Linked DNA regions of Mus musculus: regions 1 and 3 are each linked to region 2. A link is a loop called in an ENCODE intact Hi-C map of the cell type or tissue named here. Cell type or tissue: left cerebral cortex. All regions are shown on one strand.

Region 1 (5,000 bases), 900 kb after region 2:
AATATGAAGAGGAGGAGATAGGGAGAAATGGGAGTAAAATAGGAGCAGCCAAGAAGGCAACAGTGGCAGGTTTGTGGCAGTGTTCAAGAAGCAAGCTGCCACAGAATGGGGAACATAGGCTGCAGAGGCTGTGAAGGGCTAAAGACAAGAACTTTTCATTCTTTAAATGCCAAGAGTCCCTACAACCCAGGGAGAGAGCTGTAATACAAGAACCAGAGGGTCCCAACACCTAAGGCTTATCTAGATGCTGTAACATCAGCATGCATATCTGGTTTTGCCAGCCATTGCTGGAAGCCTAAGATCACTGCTTAATGTTGAGGAAGCTGGCAATTAAAGCTCAGAGAAATAAGCCTTCCACTTGCATTCCTAGATCCCTAAGTCTCTAGCTCATCATCCAGAGTAGAAGGATGCTGGAGTGGTGAAGTGGGAGTGGGTGGGTAGAAGGATGGGGGAGCACCCTCATAGAGGCAAAGGGGAAGGGGGAGAGGGCAGATATAGAAAGGGGTAACTGTGAAGGGGGATATTATTTGAGATGTAAATGAATGGAATGATTAATAAAAAAATTAAATTAAATTTTTTAAAAAGTCATTTACCACATGCTACGCACTATTAGCATTACATTAATAATATAATTGTTTTTTATGTTGTTATACAGTGTTCTTATATAATCATAAGGTATAGATTTTAAACCATTTCATGATCTAAATCTATCTTGTCTTGAAATGTTGTCATTCTCATAATAAACAAAGACCTTATCCACTCAATAAATATTTACTAGCATCTAGACCAGTGGTTAACCTTCCTAATGCTGTGACCCTTTAATACAGTTCCTCATGTTGTGATGACCGCCAGCCATAAAATTATTTTCATTACTACTGCATAACTGTAACTTTTCTATTCTTATGAATTGCAATGCAAAAAAAAAAAAAAAAATCTGTTTTCTGGTGGTTTTAGGTGAAAGGGTCATTTAACACCCCACCAAAGACAGCAACAACCCACCTGTTAAGAGCCCACTGCTCTAGACAGTACTATACAAAACTGGAAAGTCAAACCCAAAATGGTGGTTTCTGCTGTAATAGAATTTACATTGCAAAATCATGTTAGAGACAACAAAAGGGTAACAAGTGCAAATGAAAACAAGCAAGATCAAAGCTGCCAGACTCACTCCAGTATCTGTGAACTGGATTGATGGCACAAGTCTGAAACTCCAGCACTTGGGAGCCTAAGCCAACTGGATTCAAAGTTTAAGGCCAGCCTAAGTGCTCCACAGTACTCAGAGCAAGCCCCTGTGGCTGAAGCAAAGCCATATGTGTGCCTTGATTCCTGCTATATAGGTTCTATGTTGCCCAGCCAAACTTCAAGCTTCTAGGCTCAAACTATATTCCTGCTACCCTCCAGAGGAGACAGGAGAGAAGCAAGCCCCAATCTACTTGAACGCCCCCCCATCCCCCTTTGAGAATAGTACACTGTAGCCCAGGGTTGCTTAGAACTCAATAGAACCTTGAATTTGGGACAGTTTTCTTGCTGCAGCCTCCCAAAGACTGTGATTACAGGTATGAGCCAACATACACATACTATAACCGACTTATTCCTCTGCACCTTCAGAGCACCCTGTGCATATTGCTTCTATAGAACTTGACTCACAGTATTTGGATCTTTCCCCCCGACACATCCATTCCCCTATGAGACTTTTTTTTCTGGTTTCCAGGGTATAAAATATTTTTTGAATGCATGATGTTCACTTTTGAGAACTTGAAAAAATGTAAATGTAATTTTATATGTATAGATGTGCTACATCCACTCCAGTGAAGCCTAGAGGCCTGGAAGCACTCATGAGGCAAAGAGTTTCAAGGAAACTATGCCTCCTGGAACCTTGGCATTCCCATAACCCATATACTCATACGTTATCCCCACGTTAGTATGGTGTATGCTCTCTTTCAGTATTATTTTATTATAAGTGCCTTTAAAGATTGAATTTTAACATAGGTGAGCCTCCATCAGTGTTCCAGAAAATCCTTGAAGCCCACCAGTTTGGAATTCAGTAGGAATTCAGTGAGAAGGTTACCTATTCAGTAACATTCAAATTTACTTCTAGCAGAGACGGGAAAACTAATTATGCATTGCAAAGAACGGAGCTAGAATAGCTCAGGGCTAGTCTGCAGAGTGATTACTTGGGACAGTAGCCAGTCTCACCCAAACAAGGAAATACACAATGGCCTAGTGAATAGGTAGGTTTACCATGAAGAGTGAGGGAATCCCCCAAGACAGGTTTCTTCATGTGGCTCAAAGAAACAGCATAAATCAGGCATTTACTAAGAACCCCTAGTGGTAGGCTTAACAATAGACTAGCATTACACCTGGCTCCCTTCTTAGTGGTAAACACGGCCTGGTCCGTGCCATCTTTTGATGTATACATTCCTTTTGTATTGTGTCACTGTAACTTAGTGGATGTGTTCGCCTGGTTTCTTGTTACTCTTCTGTATAAAAAGTTTGATGCTCGATTTGACAAATTACACTCAGAGTCTTCACACTCTCTTGTGTCGCTTCTGTTTGTCACTCACAGACTCTATGCCCATCTGTCCGAGACTCTGATTTGCACGGATTAAGGAGGGCCCACTGAGCCCGGTCTGTGGCATAGATGTTTTGCTTGCATGCATATCTGTGTACCACGTGAAGAATATTTAAATACAGTATAATTTGGGAGAGAAGTTTTTTTGGTATAATACAATCCTGGTGTCATCTCAGATCAAGATAGAATAGAGGTCAACAGGCTACCTCCCCTAATGATGGGTCTATTAATTAGGAGCTAAAGATAAAAGGTTTAGGGGTGAAGAGTCTGGAATAATTATTCTGAGGGATTTAGGTGAATTCTACCTCTACAGAGAGCAAAAGGTTACCACATGTTAACAACACCCACTCTCAGGTTTTTGGATAGGATGCAAGTATTTTACTTCCTCCATTGTGGAAATACCCTGTATGTTTAACATTCCTGGTTTCCCTGGTGCTTATTTGAAATATAAGGACTTTTGTGGCCCCCAACAATGTGGATGCTGTGAATTGAACCCAGGTCCTCTGGAATTTAGTGGTCTTAACTTTAGAATCATGTCTCTAGCCCCACATTTTGGAGATTTTTTTTATTACAGATTCATAAAAAGTATAAAAAATATGAGCCCATGATGGCTCAGCAGGCAAAGAAGCCTGCTCTCCAAGCCTGGCAACCTTGAGTGCCATCTCTGGAAGCCACACAAGGGTGGAAGGAAATCTGCAAAGTGGTCCTCTGACTGCCACACAAGTGTGGTGGCATGAACACTGACCTCTCAAGAATCACATAGACACACACACTCACATACACGCACACACACATACTCACACACACACACACACACACACACACACACACACACACACATAGCATAAAAAGTAACAAAAGTAGAATGTTCTTTGAAAACCCCTCTAGTGACTTCCCATCTTAGATAACTATAGTATATTATCAAAACTATGAAGCTGGTATTAGCAAAAGCAATTAAATAGACTAAAAACCTTATTTGGACTACATCATCTTTTATATAAACGCTACTTTCTTTTTTCTTTTTTTTTCTTTTGTTTTGGTTTTTTTTTTTTTTTTTTTGGCAGGGACTCACTTACTGGCTGGCTTATAACAAGTAACTTGCTATTTAGACCAGGCTGTCCTTGAATTTATAGAAATCTGCCTACCTAACTCTGGCATACTGAGATTACAGGCCTATGCCACTATGCCCAGATTAAACTTTGTAAACTTTATCGTTATTGGGTCGTGACCTAGGAATTCCATATTCACGCAGTCAAGATGAAGAGCAGTCCCATTAACTACAAAGAAGTTCCTTGTGCTATGTGCTAGGTGTTCACAACGACGTCGGTCAACTAGATTTTCTTTGTATTATTTCAGGGAAGCAAAATTAGAGTGGATAGATACATTGTATACCAGCACGGTTAACTATATTTTCTTTGTATTATTACAAGACAGCAAAATGGAGTGGATAGATACATTGTATTTGAGAGCAGACAAGATTTTCTTTGTATCCTTACAGGGAAGCAAGATAGATGCATTGCATTGTAATGCTCTGTAATGCATTCTGAGGGCCTGTTAACCCCCTCTACCAAACCAGCACTTTTAAATAGTCTGGTGTCGTTCATGTGCTCCTGTTAAAATTTGAACTCACTATTTAGCGAAGGACAGCCGGGAATTCCTGATATCCTTTCTCTAGCCTCCTGCCATCTGGGATTAGAGGTGTCTGTCTCTTTGCCTAATGCTTTATATGTGGCCATTCTTATTTTCAAAACTGGACTTGTTCTAACAGTTGAAGTTAGGAAGTAGGCAATTCTGAACGTTTTTTGTTTCGTTTTCGTTACATGTATCTTTAGGCAAATCTATAACATTTTTGCTTGCCAACAAGTCTCGCAGACCACAGGCACTTGCTACTTCAAGGCTTTGCTTTGAAATCTGGGGCATGGAGGGTGTCTGCTGCATTGCAGTAAAAACTGGCTGGAGGCATCATTTGTGGAGACCGTCCTCTGCACCCATTCGCTTCCAAACTGCGGGTTATCTCGATGGTGCCAATACTTCCAAGGCCTTAGCAAGCGGAACTTCTGAAAGCGATGGAGGCTGGAACTAAGGAAAGCAGCCCATATAGCAAACGGTCCAATGTCCTCCTCCCCTAACTTCAGCTTCCCGGGGTGCAGTGCTGGCCCCCACTCTGGCCCAGCCTGCAAATGTCTGTATCTCGGGTGGACACCTCAAACACGAACAACTGCGGCTGCACAGAAGTCCAAGTGCCGCTGAATAGAACTTTGGGAACTGATTTTTCTAGGCCATCCCTGAGGATGGGTGGCCGGCGCGACCCCGCTCTGCTACGCGCACGCGCCTTAGCAGCCCGGGAAGCCCGGACCCAGACGCCAGCGTCACCTCGCGCCGCCTCCGCCCTTCCTGCTTTCCGTTTCCTTCCCGCGCCTGCGCGGCTCCG
Region 2 (5,000 bases):
AAATAGTATACATTTTCAAAAGTGTTCAACATCCTCAGCGATGAGTGCCATGCAGATGAAAATTGCCTTAAAATTCCATTGTGCCTCAGTCATCATCAAGAATACAAATAAGAAATGCTAGCACGGAAAGGACCCTAATATAGCTGACTCGTGTGAGGCTTTGCCAGTGCCTGGCAAACACAGAAGTGGATGCTCACAGTCATCTATAGGATGGAACACAGGGCCCCCAATGTAGGAGCTAGAGAAAGTACCCAAGAGCTGAAGGGGTCTGCAACCCTGTAGGTGGAACAACAATATGAACTAATCAGTACCCCCAGAGCTCCTGTCTCTAGCTGTATATGTAGCAGAAGATGGCCTAGTCGGCCATCATTGGGAAGAGAGGCCCCTTCTTCTAGCAAACTTTATATGCCCCAGTACAGGGGAATGCCAGGGCCAAGAAGTGGGAGTGAGTGGGTAGGGGAGCAGGGTGGAGGGAGGGTATAGGGGACTTTTGGGATAGCATTTGAAATGTAAATGAAGAAAATATCTAATAAAAATATTAAAAAAAAAAAAGAAATGCTAGGACAGGTGTGGGGAAAGTGGAATTCTTTTAGACTATTGGTGAGAGTGTAATCTGGTGCGGCCGATTTGGAAATCAATCTAAAGGGTTCTCAAAAGTTAGAAACAAAAACACCTTATGCGCTGAGCATGATGGAGTATAACTTTAATCCCAGCACTTGGGAGCCAACGGCAAGTAGGTATCTGTAAGTTCTAGGCCAGCTAGGAGATAGACACATAGTGAGGCTCTTGTTTCAAACATAAATAATACTTTAAGACCCAGCTATAGCACTCTTGGGCACATACCCAAAGGATCCTTATCACTGCAACTGGCACCTGAGGGTTTGGCCATAAACAAGCCATTTGAACTACACCCTCTAAGATTTAGGAACATTGAGGAAGAATGGTCAGGAAAAAGAAAAAAAATCAAGAGCCAAAAGATAGGGGAAATGAATGGAAAAATCCTAGACGATACAGCCAATGTGACCATGAGCTCAGAATTGCTATAAATATAATTATTTTTGCAGGATGTGCACAGGACAGGCCCTCCCAACAGTCAGTCACAGATGGGGAGGGGCTCACGGGACTCTAATCCTTAATGCCAAACTCTCAGCAACAGACTGACTCTGGAAGAGGGGTAGCCATTGTCTTCAGTTGTGTATGTACCCCACTGAACCCACCAGGTTCCAAGGGACAGTTCACAGAGACAGTCCTGGTCAAGCCCAAGGGGGATAAAACAAACAAAGACATAAATGGATGGGGGGGGGGGGAAGCAATTCATAGGAGAGGTAACTGTACAGACGAGGGAAGGAGATGAAAGACAGTGGGGTGGAAGCAACCAGAACGCATTAAATACATGTATGAAAAATGAAATTGTTAAAGAAGAAAACAAATCGGAAAAAAATTAAGAGGGCGTGACTTTAGCGTTTCTCCAAGCAAGGGTGTGCCCACAGGCAGGTGTGACAAAACTCTACCTAACTAACATCAAATTCACATTTTACTGCCAGGAACCATCACAGTGCTCCATCAGACTGTTTCAGTGTCTCATCATGGGGAAAGCACAGCTCCGCAGCCTTTCCCCGGCTGCTTGGGCAGGACCTACACCGGGCGGGACGTACGCCGATGACGTCAGCGCACCCAGGGCGTGACCGCCGGACGCTACCATTGGCGGAGGTGGCCTCACCCTCCCAACCGCTGGTCCCGGCCCTGGCAACCAACTCACCTTCCCGTTAGGGTGGAAAGGGAGGCCCGGGTCTTCCGTGGTGGGGAGAGGGCAGACACGGCCGGTTTCCTCCGCACTTCCAGCGGCGAGCCCTGCGGCGGAGGCGGCGGCTTCATAGTCTGGGAAGGGATTGGGGAACGACCGCTCCTCCATCTCCGCCTCTCCTAGGTGGAACTTGAGTCTCTTTGACATGGTCTCGCCCATGTCCGCGCGCTTTCCCTGCCTGAGAGCTCAGGGCACGGCGCGCAGGCAGGGACAAACCTCCTGGAAGGCGTTTGGGCCGGGGCTCCGCGGCGAAGCCTTCCTGGAGAACAGTGGCTTGCACATCTGGATGCAGCTAGCGCGAAAAAGCCGAACCTCCAGCCTTCGCCAGTCACGCCCTCCCAGCAGCAGCTCTCAGCCTGACGGCCCAGCCCGCCGAGCCGCACAGTCTCCCAGTTACCCTCGCCTCTCCCGTGGCCGTGTCCTTCCGAGAGATTCTAGAGAAAACGCACGCCTAGAAAGCTCACGTTCCAGTAGGGAAAGCCTGTAAAGATGGGTTCATTCAAAGTGTGAGCGATTTGCAGACCAGGGAAAAGCGCACCTTCAGATGCTCCATCACCAAACGGACTGCATTTCACCAGCCCAGCCTTGCCGCCCGTCAGTGTCCTCGGCCCCTGGTCGTGCGCCAATCACAGGAACAGTAGCTACTTTGATTAAAAATACCTCTTCTAAAGAAAAGAAATTCAAAACGGCCTAAAACAGTGAAAAGATAGCCTCCCGAAGGGGGTGGGGGGGGATACAGTCCCTCCCATTCATCACCACTGGGAGGGGGGTTGCTTGGAGGAGGAGCCACAGGCCTTTGTTTTGTTTTCTTAATGTTTTGTTTTCATTCTTATTGTTTTGAGTAAGTACACATATTTAATAATGATAAATAATATAGAAGAATAATTATTAAATCAGCTAAATATTTTATAGACCAGAGAACCCCATGGTCACGAGATTAACATAATTGGCCAGCAGAATAACATGGATGGCAAAGAGGATACAAGCAAATAGATCTTTGCATTTCTATTATCACAATATATAAAGTCACAGCCTTCATTGGTTCTATGGGGTTTTTTTGCACTGTTTACTAGAACCAAATCTGTGTAATGATTTAAAAGGAAATATTGTATTGCAGTCCTTTCATTTAGTAAATATTGGTACTTGGTGACAAAATGTTTCTGCCCTCTGGACATATCTGGTTAGTAGGCAAGAAAATCAGGAATCAGAGAAGAGCCTGGTGTATGTGATTTCCGGAGCCCAAGCAAGGTACATTGTTATTCTAATGCCAAAGGTGACATAATGGAACAATATCAAACAGCCAGGATTTCAGGCATTCCTGCCTTTGGCCTCAGAGTGGAGTAAAGTGGAAAAGGGTTAGGTTTTTATCCTGTCCCTCGCTTATCATATGCGCAACCACAAACCTCCAGTGCATGATCTTGAAAGTGTAGATCAGAGTTACAAGAGTCAGACTCTATCTCCTGGAAGCCCTAACTAGCTAAGCTCTGCCACCAGCCTTAATATCCAATTAAGAGACAACGGTGAAAAGCAGAGAAAGATTTGTTGAACGCACCTACATTGGGAAGAGGGACAAAGAACCAGAGAAAAACACAAGCAGGCAGTCTCAAGGACACTCTCTCTCTCTCTCTCTCTCTCTCTCTCGCTCACTCTCTCTCTCTCTCTCACACACACACACACACACACACACACACACACACACACACACGGCCTACCGAGCTTGTTGGTAGATCCTGACCTTTTCGCTGAGGATTAAACGGTAGACCAGAGATTTATATGCCTGGCTAAGCAGCCCAGGTCCAGATATTGTCTGGCTCAGCATTGGCCCATCACTGTCTATGCTTCTATACCTTCTACAAGGTGGTCTGACAAGTCCTCCCACTGTGAAAACTTTAGGAGACAGTTCTTCCTCTGGCTAGCCTAAGTTTCAGCCTCTATTATGTTACTCACAGAGAAAGTCCTCAGATTGCACGTAGATTTATGCTATTACTATAGCTGGGGTATGGGAGCCCAGCCCAGGAATGAACAGGTTCCAAAGAAGATGTAAGGCTTGGGCAAGGGGAAGGTTGAGTCAGACAGCAAGTTGGGGGTCGTTTGCAACTCTGACTAGCAATCAGAAATGTATTTATATAAAGGTTTCAAAAACATTCCTGATTTCTCAGATGTGGATCATAACCATTTTGTCTTGGCCATACGTTTCTACTATGTCCAGGTTTCTAGGTTAAGCCCAGGTAGAATAGATGTAATCATTAACCCCATATCCCTATTCCTAAAATTCTGCAAATCATTTTAGCTTAAGCAAGCATGATATAGCAACCCATTCTTAGGCTGGCAGCATTTTGCAGTTTCAAGATGCTTAGATAGAAAATAGATAGAATCTGAGTCAGTCCAGATGAATCACTCTGCTTTAAGCACTATACTTTTAACTTTAATGGTCAATCATATTACTTGCAAATTAGCCTGAGTCTGAGAAGTCAGACTTAGGAACTGTTGTAGCTGTAATTTAACTTTGTGATATTTGTATCTATAATCCTACAAGAATTTGTTTAATAAAACAATTCTTTTGTTTCTAAATTAATTACAACATTACAACAATCAGGTATAAGCCAATCTTTAAAGGAATGATAAATCCTAATGCCTTACTCTTCTTACATTCTTGTATATCATTCTTATACTGTGTATATATGCTGTTATATTATCCTAGTCATCCTAGCTTTTTGTTACTGAGCTCTTATTAGGGGCTTAATATGTATGGCCCTTTACCTTGTATATTATATTTCTAGGAAATCTAAATATTCTGTATAAGTTCTGTGCTCTGATCTGCTGTCATGTCTCCTGTCCTGCTGAACCAAGTCAGCCTCCTCTGAGTTCATACTATTCTAATTATTTTGTTTCTGAGTTTGCTTTAGGGGCAGATAGCAATCTTCAAGGCATAGAGAAGACTCCCAAGTAGCATCAACTAAGGTTACTTCCCAGAAAGCAAGGGGTAGTACATTCAGGAATATTTCAGAGGTCTACAGAAACAATTTGTTCTCAAAATATTTTAAAAGAGCATGCATTTGCACCAATATTTAAAGGACTCAATTAACTTTGTGGTTGCTGTTTAGATGTAAATACTCCTAATTGTCACTATTTAGTCTATCATTGTCTGGGTATCTGCTATCTAATGACTATGGCACACCCCAAAGCTTACAATTTT
Region 3 (5,000 bases), 780 kb after region 2:
TCATGTACCTTAAAATCCTTGAAAATCAAGTGCAAGCAAAAACCCTAAAAGTGGTAGAGAGCAAAAAGAATAACAAAGATTAGGGCAGAAATTAATGATACATAGACAAATGTATTCTTTTGCACTATAAACAAATTTAACAACCCCTATTCATACTAACCAAATAAAAGAGAAAAGACCCAGATCAATACAATTAGAGATGAAAACAGGAGGTTACTACGGAGCTCAGAAATCAATCTAGAGGTTTCTCAGAAAATTGGAAACAGATATAGCAATCCTGGGCATATACCTAAAAGATGCCCCACCATGCCACAAGAGCATGTGTTCCGCTGTTTATAGCAGCCTTATTTCTGATAGCCAGAAGCTGGAAACAACCCAGATGTCCCACAACAGGAGAATGGATACAGAAAATGTGGTTCATTTACACAATGGAATACTATTAAGCTATTAAGAACATCCTGAGTTTTGCAGGCAAATGAATAGAACTAGAAAATATCATCCTGAGTAAGGTAACTCAGACCCAAAAGCACATGCATGGTATGTAGTCACTAATAAGTGGATATTAGCCCAAAAAGTACTACATACCAAGGATACAATCCACAGAACTCAAAAAGGTTAACAAGCTGAAGGGCCCAAGTGAGGATGCTTCAAACCCACTTGGGAGGAAAAAGAAAGCAATCATGGGAAGGAACTGGGTGGGAGAGGCGAGGAGGGGAAAAAGAATATGATCAGTACTGGAGGGAACAGAAATGAAGCCCTGAGGGTCAACAGAATGAAAGGAAACAGTCAACCTTGGGAGGTAGGAGGTGGGAGGACCCTTTGGAATGTACCAGAGACCTGGGAGATGATAGTCTCTCAGAACTCAAAGAGAGGGACCTTAGATGAAATACCCAACAATGAGGAAATGGAGAGATGAAGGGATGTTGTTGCCATCCCACAGTCAAAAGCTCTGACCCAGAATTATTACTATCTAAAAGAACTACAGAGATAAAGGTAGAAAGGAGGTCCAGTGACTGGCCCAAATTGGGATCCATCTCAAGGGGAGGCTCCAAGACCTGACACTATAACTGATGCTATGGTGTGCATAGCTGTCCTCTGAGAAGCCCAACCAGCAGCTGACCAAGACAGATGCAGATACTTACACCCAAACATTGCACTGAAGTCTGAAACTCCTGTGGTTGAATTAGAGAAAGGCTAGAAGAAGCTGAAGAGGAGGGCAACCCCATAGGAAAGCTATAGATATAGATATATAGGTACATTTTTAGAGTGCTTTGCAAGGGCCCCAGGGATAGGACAGAGAACATATGACACAGAGAAAAACAATCCTTAGCTTTAATTATGATGACAATCAAGCCATATCACCTCAAAGTATGATTAAAGGAGATCAGACTATGCCATAGGGAAACAGGCTACTTTGGTACAACAATTATTTTGATCTGAAAGATGCTGAGAACTATTCAAAGCAGGGAAAGCTCTTTGAAGAATTTCCCTTAAATTCGATAGTCGTTTGTGTGAGAATGCCCCCCCTAGGCTCATACATTTGAGCATATGATCTCCAGTTGGTGGTGCTGTTTCAGGAGCTTTAGAGGTGCAGCCTTCTTCGAGGAAGCATGTCTCTGGAGCTTTGCTTTAAGGGTTTGAAGACTGTCCCACTTCGTTTGCTCTCTGTACTTTGTGCTTATAGTTGAGATGAAAGATGTACCTCTGTTACCATGCCAGCAGCCTGCTGCCACCTGCTGCCATGCTGACCCCACCATTATGGATTCTTGTAAATTCTTTCTTTCTTCTATAAGGGGTCTTGGTCATGGTGTTTTATCACAGCCACAGAAAATTAATACAAATTCCTTATAATTTTAAACATCTCTAGTGTAGAAGAAATACACATTTAAACAGAGAGAGAGAGACAGAAACAGAGAGAGACAGAGACAGAGATTGTTGAGATTGTCATTAGTAAATGTATCAGGTCAAGAGCTTCTCCAAACAGAATTGTTGAACTTGAGGGTTGGTAATAGGCACCCTATCGCTGAGCTCACACCTTTATCCCCTGGAAAGATTTTCATCTGCACAAGGCAACCTTTAGTCACCATACATTTCCCCTCCTGCAGACTCCAACTTGCTCAAGAATGTCAAATATAATACATATTCCTTTCAGTAATTTAGGTGGTATATTTCAGCCTCAATTTTTGGCCATTTCGTTAAGGCTTTGACCCATGGCCCTGGTTAATCAGCCACTGTACTCCGAGCAATCCTCCTGCCTGAGGATCCTACATGCAGGAATCAGAAGCATGCTCCATCATGACCAGCTTGAGTCTCATATTTCTGTGGAACTTCTGTTTGCACAATGAATTGTTCTACTCAAGATAATGTCTATGTCAATTTGCTTTAGACCAGCTAATAAAAACCTAAAACAGAAAAATAATTCTTTCTCTCCCACGGCTTTTCATTCTTAACTTCCTTCGGTTGCATATATCAGGCAGAGAGAGACAGTCTCGCCAAGCAGCAGCCCAAACCTCACAGAATCGGGGGCGACTCTCCTGAGATTCTCTCTTGCACCTCATCACACCCCACCCACTCAGCGAGAAGCAGAGTAAACTACATGAATCCCTTGAAATATACTAAGCAAGAGAGAACAACGTTAAGTTTCTCTGCACACGCTCCTAAGGAAAGTAAGCTAAAGTTGTAGGTAGACTGTGACTGAAAAGCCCAACAGCTGACAGATCTCCCAAAAACGACTATATCTAGGCCTTCCAACCCAGGATGCTACTGCGCAGGTCAGACGCAGCGCCGCTGAGCCTGCTGGGTGTCGTAGTCCATGAAGGCTAGGACGAGGCACAGTTTCTGAGTGGGTGGCGGGTGAATTTTCTCACACTGGGGCAAGACTTTGTTTTCTCGATGTTTCTGGTGCGATCTTACTGTGGACTATAGGCACAGCATAGCATCCGGGTCACCAGGATTCTGGGTTACAGATGCACTACTTGCATTTAGTAGCTAATTACAGTTGTTTCCTTCCGGGTCCTTGCGGCGTTTCCTGAAGTCAGGGTCAGAGGAAGTCCCGCCCCCACTATAAGGGCGGGATTCCGGACGCGGACCTCTTAGTCTCCGCCCCGTCGTCCCCGCCCCTCACCTCTTCTGGGCGGGGCCTCCTCGGTTTCCCCCGCGCGGGGCGGGGCTCCGGGGAAGTGTGCGGCTTGCGGCCGCGCCCCTGGGCTCGTACCCGCGGATCCCGGGCTTCCGCGCCGAGAGCACGCGGGCCTGTCAATGGACCGCGCGGCCGTGGCGCGAGTGGGCGCGGTGGCGAGCGCCAGTGTGTGCGCGGTGGTAGCAGGCGTGGTGCTGGCCCAGTACATATTCACCTTGAAGAGAAAAACGGGCCGCAAGACCAAGATCATCGAAATGGTGAGTGCGGGAGCATCGGCTCGCGCGCGAGCAGCCCAAGTGGCGTGGGCCGGCCGCGGCCCTGCGAGGGCAGCCTGCACGCGTGCTGATGCTTGACAGCGTTTGTTTCAAAGAGTGGAGAGAATAGATGCTCGGAGATAACTACCTCTTGCTGCAAAACCCGTTTCTCCAGAGCTAATCTCCAGTTGGCAACCGCCTCCAAGACGTGCAGCTAATCCGATAGTCTCTTGTCCAGGAGTCGGTTGGTTGGTTGGTTGGTTGGTTGGTTTGTTTGTTTGTTTTACATCATCGGGGCTGCCTTGGCTTACGTTATGAAAAGAGCATTTTCAGTGTTTTTTTAGAAATGCCAATATTGAAACAGCTCGATTATTTGAATGTTCTTCCTTGTTTTATGTTCCAAGAAGTATTCATGTGTCAGTCCCCCAAAACTCTTTCCTAAATCCTAGAAATGTACTTTTAAGAGTTAATTGCAGTCTCGTTTAAATTGTTTGTCTCAAGAATTCCATTTGAGGTTTGTTTTAAGGCGATTTGTTGATCCCAGAATGTCTGTTTCATTTAGGGTTGTTTTGATGTTACTGTTGTTCCATCTGACTTGAGCATGCATGGTGAGTGTGACTTACTTACTGGAGTACAAGTGAGCATCCAGAACTAAAATATAAAGTTGAGAAACTATTTCTATTGAAACTAATATTTTAAGTGAATTCCTTTATTCCTGGGTTATTTTCTTTATATACCTCTGGTTGCAAACATTTTGTGTGAGAAGTTTTGCCTCCCTCCCTGTCTAGCGAATTTACATGGCTTTATTTTGTTCCATACTCAAATTTTATAATTTTCCATCAGTGGGAAAAAGCTGATTTCGCTGTCTTTCTCTATGTACTTAAACAGTGGGCTGATTTTTCCACGAAATCTTAAGGAAGAGTTTTACTTTCATTGTATAAAGTACTAAGGGACCAATAATGCCAAATATTTTTTGTTTGTACTGTACAAGTCAGTCTTTATATGCATTGTTTTAAACTATGCGTCAGACCCCCTAATAGTTTTTCAGTAGAAGATGTAAAAGAGTTTAATATTTTTACTTTTATAGTTTTAGCTGATTGTTCCTTTAGATGGGAGAAATATTTGGATGACCTGAAATATATATTCCGGCCCTTGTTCTCTCTCTTTATAAGTCATGTTTGGGGAGTCCTCTGTACCTGTCTCCACCCTCTTCCTTCATAGAATGTGTACAAACCCAAGGATACCCACTGAACATTGCTGTTCTGATCACAGATGGTATATAACTACCTAACCAAGGTAGGCTAGGAAAAAATGACACCAGTTGCGTTCTGGGTGATGGTGTTTCTCTTGCCTCAGCCATCTCAGTGCAAGATTACATTCCTGAGTTACCCTGGCCATCAGGACATTTTTAATTGAAAGGCATTAGGGATTTGCTAGTGAGCTATGCATGCCATAGTGGAAATGTCCAGTAATGTGGCAAACTAGATTCCCAGAGAAAACCAATCAAAAGGTACACTAGAAGTATTCAGAGAGATAAGACAAGCCATTTAGTGAAGTTGGCTGGCACTTTACAATTTAATTATCCTGGTGTGTACTCCCTGAATCTG

Evidence for each region. Hi-C counts contacts between places; a loop is a spot of excess contacts. Peaks named below come from ENCODE experiments on the same cell type or tissue, not always from the same donor. Only the 100,000 strongest peaks of a DNase experiment are listed, where the experiment ranks them.
Region 1: a loop joins it to region 2, with 3 times the contacts of the local background. A loop is called at or near these places in 10 of 42 quality-filtered maps.
Region 3: a loop joins it to region 2, with 2.7 times the contacts of the local background. A loop is called at or near these places in 8 of 42 quality-filtered maps.

The regions. Positions count from the first base shown.
Region 1 is chr6:56,797,745-56,802,744 of GRCm38, reverse strand. It overlaps Kbtbd2 (kelch repeat and BTB (POZ) domain containing 2), which reads left to right and starts at 4,932. Exons shown (of 4, transcript NM_001362210.1): 1 at 4,932-5,000. Gm10209 reads right to left here. Exons shown (of 2, transcript XM_030255710.1): 2 at 4,319-5,000. The coding sequence ends at 4,701. In left cerebral cortex, a CTCF peak has its summit at 2,340; DNase peaks (open chromatin) are centred at 4,575 and 4,974; H3K4me3 peaks cover 949 bases; H3K27ac peaks cover 1,058 bases.
Region 2 is chr6:57,700,023-57,705,022 of GRCm38, reverse strand. It overlaps Lancl2 (LanC (bacterial lantibiotic synthetase component C)-like 2), which reads right to left and starts at 2,568. Exons shown (of 9, transcript NM_133737.2): 1 at 1,760-2,568. The coding sequence starts at 1,963. In left cerebral cortex, a CTCF peak has its summit at 2,586; DNase peaks (open chromatin) are centred at 1,937, 3,156, 3,820, 4,086 and 2 more places; H3K4me3 peaks cover 2,646 bases; H3K27ac peaks cover 3,333 bases.
Region 3 is chr6:56,922,068-56,927,067 of GRCm38, reverse strand. Nt5c3 (5'-nucleotidase, cytosolic III) reads left to right here and starts at 3,136. Exons shown (of 9, transcript NM_026004.3): 1 at 3,136-3,396. The coding sequence starts at 3,259. It also overlaps a transcript of Vmn1r4 not described here. In left cerebral cortex, no CTCF peak of the experiment used is centred here; a DNase peak (open chromatin) is centred at 2,983; H3K4me3 peaks cover 1,942 bases; H3K27ac peaks cover 1,753 bases.